Linked DNA regions of Homo sapiens: region 1 is linked to region 2. Evidence: chromatin loops called from intact Hi-C (ENCODE). Cell type or tissue: B cell. All regions are shown on one strand.

Region 1 (2,500 bases), 230 kb after region 2:
TCCAGGGATGGCTTGTGCCTGGGTAGGCTGGAAGGGGGGTTGGGAGAAAGCCAGGACCAGATGGGGAGGGCAGGGGCGCTGAGAAAAAATAGAGGGACTCAGTGTCCCTCCTCATCCGCTTCCCTTCATCCTTCTCCTCCTTCCGCCCTCCGTCTCTCTCTCCATCTCTTCTCACAGTGGCGACCAAGACGATTTTCTGCCTTAGAGCAAGGGATTCACCCTCCGCAGGCTCAGAGCAAGATAGAGGAGCTGGAGCAAGAACCGGAGCCGGAGCCGGAGCCGGAACCGGAGCCCGAGCCCGAGCCCGAGCCGGAGCAGCTCTGACCTGGAGCTGAGGCAGCCAGCAGATCTCAGCAGCCCAGTCCAAATAAACTCCCTGTCAGCAGCAAGCCTGAGTCTGGCTCTTTCTTGTCCAAGTGAAGGTTCCCGTCTCTCCCCAGCCTCTGAGGGCTCCCTTCTCCCACCCTAGCCTCCTAACCTACTTTCCCCAGCCAGCCTCCCTCACCTTCCCCTTTTCTGTTTCTGGCTGCTTCGTGTTTCTTTCTTGGTCTCTCTCTCTCTTGCGCTCACTCTCTCTTTCTCTCTCCTGGGTAATCATTTCTCTGAAGCTCCCCCGAAAAAGCCCTTGCCCCTTGCCTCCGCAGCTCTCTCCTCCGTCCTTCCACCCACCTTCCACCCACAGTGCGCTGGCTGCCCTGGTTTCCTTGATATTTTTGTCCTTTGGGTCCACCCCACCCCACACTCAGCTGCACTTCAGCACTTGTCCTTGGCCCTCCGGCTGCAGCAGATGCGCACATATGCTCGCGCGCACGTGCACACACACATGCACACACACGCGCGCGCGCACACGCACACACACACACACACACACACACGCGCGGCGCGCAGAGGACTGCCTTGTCAAGTCTTCCAGGAGATCCGGTCTGGAAACCTCTCTGGGCAGCCGGCTGGGGCTCCTACCTCTGCCCCACCCCCCACGTTCCTCAGCCCTTGGAGGCTTTTCTGGTCCCAGGCATGAGAACACACTGCCACCCAGTGGTCACTGCTTGTCACACCCCAACGGAGGTCACTGGGCCGGCTGCGGCAGGCCTGAGGAGTTGAGCAGTGCAGTGGACAAGGCAGGGCACAGACTGCTGTGAATGCAGGCACCGCCTTTGTATTATGCACGTTCTATGTGCAGCATATGAGTATGTGCCCGGTGACTGTCACATGTCCTATGCACCCTTCAGGAGAGGGACTGAACAATGCATGTCTCAGGAGATACAGCCCTGGCTGGCCCTCTCAAGGGTGTAATCTATGTCTGACAAAGGGGAAGGCTGTGAACAAAGGCCTGTGCGTAGAGCAAAACAGCCAGCTGCAGCTGTGGGAGTCGGGAGCCCCGGCTTCTCATTCCAGCTTTGCTGATGTAACTGTAGTCAATCTCCCTGAGCCTCAGTTTCCTCACCTATTAAATGGGATAATGATAATAACCCACCAAAATGGGTTGTTGTGAATATTGGATAATAAAGGGCTTTGGAAACTGTGAAGTGCTCTGTGTGTGTGGAGTACTTGTCTGATTATCCATTAGTGAAGGAGAAAGCAGGCCTGCTCTGGTCATGCTAAGAATGATATTGAAGAACCCAAGTCGGCCTGCGCCCTGCTCTGTCTGTCTGTCTTGGAGCATTCACCTGGGCCATGTCAATGGTCCTCTCAGCAGAGCAAACACGGCCTCAGCACATGGCATCCTCCAGTCTGGCATGGGACAGAGACCTCTGCCTGCAAATAGGTGTGGGGCCCTGGACTTTGGCCACAGATGACTCTGTCAGGGGACTTTAACCCCATACAGGAGAACAAAATATTGAAAGCGAGTGGGTGAGTGGGAGTGAAACTGCTGGAGCAGGAGGGGCATGGTGGCATGTGTGAGTGGCATCCCACTGGGTCTGTGTGCCGTGTGCAAAAAGACACAAAAAGACAGACCTGAGGACATGTCCCTGCAGAGACACAATAGTCACTCATTAGAGACAGACGATGAAGAAGGTGACACCTTTGTTCTGTGCAGAGCCTTAGGTAGAGGGGGGACCCTCTGAAGCCTGAACAATGAACCATTTACAGCAATCTGAGGTTCTGAGCCTCAGGATGGTGATGACTCTTGCCTTGTCACTGGCAGAGAAACACTGGCACAGGAAGGAGGAAGCTCTGGCCCTGCCAGAGATGATCACACTGCAAAAGGAAGTCTTGAAGTCCTTTTAGAAGCTTCCAGGCCAGGTGTCATGGCTTATGCCTGTAATCTCAGCACTTTGGGAGGCGGAGGCAGAAGGATTGCTTGAGCCCAGGAGTTCGAGACCAGCCTGGGCAGTATAGTGAGACCTCATCTCTAAAAAAAAAAAAAAAAAGTTAGTTGGGCATGCTGGTACGCCCCTGTGGTCCCAGCTATTTGGGAGGTTGAGGTGGGAGGATCACCTAAGCCTGGGAGGTTGAGGCTGCAGTGAGCCATAATCGTGCCACTATACTCCAGCCTGGG
Region 2 (2,500 bases):
AAGTAAGGCAGTTATAGCTAAAGGTTAAGCCTAAGGAAATCTTACAGGGTAAAAAAAATCTACAAATGAATCATCTGGAAGCCCACTACAGTTCTATTTGTTCTTTGGCCAGACTTCACACAGACAGGTTCATTTTCACCTCCATTTCCATCTGGTCTCACTTATAAGGTTCCCTTAACATGGGCAGAATTTGAGAGCGATATCCATGTGTTCTGCATGGACCAAATATCTCTCTTCCAAAAAACTGTATCCCTGGGTTGAAGAGAGAAAGCAGGGACCATTCCTATGTTGGGAAAATGGGGGCTCAAAAAAAGGTCACGCACAAGGCAGGGGAGCTGAAAATAGAACGCAGGAGGCCTTTAGCTACCTCCCAGTGTAGCGCTCAAGCCATCCCAGGCCTTCCAGGCAGAAGACAGGAGTTACAGTGTTGCTATAAAGAGACCAGAATGAGGGCAGGGAATCTAGGGAGGAAGAAGAGTCACTGCCAGTATCACGCACCATCCGAATCCAGCTAAGGCTCTCTACACAGCAGCGTGCTGCAGAGCGATGAGCTAATCAGTCCCCAAGGAATAACTCCTTCCTGTCCTGGACAGCTGGACCAAGGACAAACGCTCCTTCAGTTTAAAAAAAAAATGCTCCTGAGAACAGCAGTTGTTCCTGTGGTTATGGATGTATTCCAGAACTGTGCCTGTGCCACTGCTGAGCGCGTAGTTAACTCCTGCAGGGGCAGAGCAGGCTGGTTCTGGGTGGCAGAACGATGATTTCAGGACAACTGAAACTCCCAAGGACACATAACATGGACCACAACTAAGGAAGCCAGCACGAGGACAGGACTCAAGCTCAGAAAGCCTGCTGATCAGGTCAGGAGTTTGAGACTGGCCTGGACAACGCAAAAAGAAAAAAAAAAAATAGCCAGGCATGGACATGGTAGTGCACACCTGTAGTCCCAGCTACTCAAGAGGCTGAGGCAGGATGATTGCTTGAGCCCAGGAGGATGAGGCTGCAGTGAGCTGTGATGACGCTACTGCACTCCAGCCCGGATGACAGAGCAAGTCCCTGTCTCAATATTTTAAGTCAAGGGTCTGTAGTCATGTGTTCAACGCCACTTCTTGCCATCACTTTGCAATTATTGAAATGGGCATACTGAGCTCAGAAAGCAAATCTGATGCTTTCACGGGAGACAGAGCCACATTTGTGTTCTGGGTGGGATCACTAGTGCAGGAGAACACTACATCTTCTTCTGAAGGCAAAATGCTTGTAGGTTTTGCCTCTTTACTTTGCATTTACTTCTAAAATTGCACTTGTTCACCTACCAGTGTTTACGAAATCCTGTATTTGGGATGCTTTTTCTATAATAAAATATTATCATTTATGGGAAAAAAAAAAAAAGAAAGCCTGCTGATCTGTGATCTGGTAAACTCCAGCAGGGTGGAGATCCCTGAAGGTCGCCCCTAGACCCAGCGGTCATTTCCTAGAACATTCGGCCAATCCTCACCCAGTGCTGAATCTCCGCCACACTGGGCTGCATAGGTAGTTCCCAGGCCCGCCCACAAGGGGTCATAATAGCTGAGATGAGAGGGGAGGCCGCCAAACCAAAGCCTGTCAGTCACCCGCTCCCTCCTCAAGGCTTGGGTTGGAGTCTGCAAGACACTACCTCTGCTCTCACTCCTGTCCTATCGGCTTGGTTATCAGCCATCTAAGGAATCCACTTGGTATACAGCCAGCACTCCTGGCATCACATCCCTTTCCCTTGCCCCTTGGGGCCGGGCTCCTCTCAGACAGCCAAATCTTCATCCACAGAATGCACCGGGCCCGCCCCGCGGCCTCGCGGTCCTAGGGAGGGCCCATATCCCAGCTTCTCCCTGCTCAGTCCCCTGCTGGCTCTCCACTCTCCCTCCCCACTGGCGCTTTATACTGCCAAGATTCCCCTGTCAGCCCTGCTCTCCACCCTCACCCTAGTGAATTCCCTTCACTCTTTCTTTTCCCAGTTTGTTGACCTACTCAAGCAATGGCTTGAGGTCCCGGAGCTTTTCCTATGAAACCACAGCAGGTACCTGGTTTCCATCAATATTCTTTGGGAAACCTTGGGGTGTGAAAGAATCACTCGTTGCAAGGTACAGCCCCTCCCTCACCAGCCCCTTCCAGTTTCACTCAATTTAGTCTCCCAAATTTACGCTATATCCTTGCCTCCTACTTTTGAAGTTTATATCCCTAACCTGCCCCAGGGCTGAGACCGGTAGGGCAGAGCCCCAGTCCCTTTCACACCGCACAAAACCCGCAGTTAAGCCTGGATGGCAGAGACAAGCCGGAAAAGTAGGAATCCCCCCGTGTTCCGCTCCCAGCGTCCTTCTTCCTGTCACGAGCAGGGCTTCTGCATTCTCTGCGGATTCTAGTCTCCCTGCATCCAATTGCTTCCAAGCTCCTCATTACACAGCACAAACTTTACTCTCATTCTTTTCACCCCTGATTCTTCGGAACCCACACCAACTCGCGGCCCGTT

What was found. A loop is a pair of places that touch in the nucleus more often than their neighbours do. Peaks named below come from ENCODE experiments on the same cell type or tissue, not always from the same donor. Only the 100,000 strongest peaks of a DNase experiment are listed, where the experiment ranks them.
Region 1: it touches region 2 in a loop (17-fold over the local background); 14 of 110 quality-filtered maps call a loop at or near these places.

What each region holds. Positions count from the first base shown.
Region 1 is chr12:6,778,067-6,780,566 of GRCh38, forward strand. It overlaps LAG3 (lymphocyte activating 3), which reads left to right. Exons shown (of 8, transcript NM_002286.6): 8 at 178-389. The coding sequence ends at 324. Among named protein-coding and RNA genes, the nearest start is that of LAG3, 6.8 kb to the left of the region's middle. RefSeq lists enhancers at 248-898, 647-696, 899-1,550. In B cell, CTCF peaks have their summits at 1,054 (motif pointing left) and 1,255; a DNase peak (open chromatin) is centred at 1,005; H3K4me3 peaks cover 649 bases; H3K27me3 peaks cover 262 bases.
Region 2 is chr12:6,552,709-6,555,208 of GRCh38, forward strand. The region is part of intron 1 of IFFO1 (intermediate filament family orphan 1); the gene reads right to left. Among named protein-coding and RNA genes, the nearest start is that of IFFO1, 2.1 kb to the right of the region's middle. RefSeq lists enhancers at 1,310-1,810, 1,811-2,311. In B cell, CTCF peaks have their summits at 1,531 (motif pointing right) and 1,730; a DNase peak (open chromatin) is centred at 1,573; H3K4me3 peaks cover 839 bases.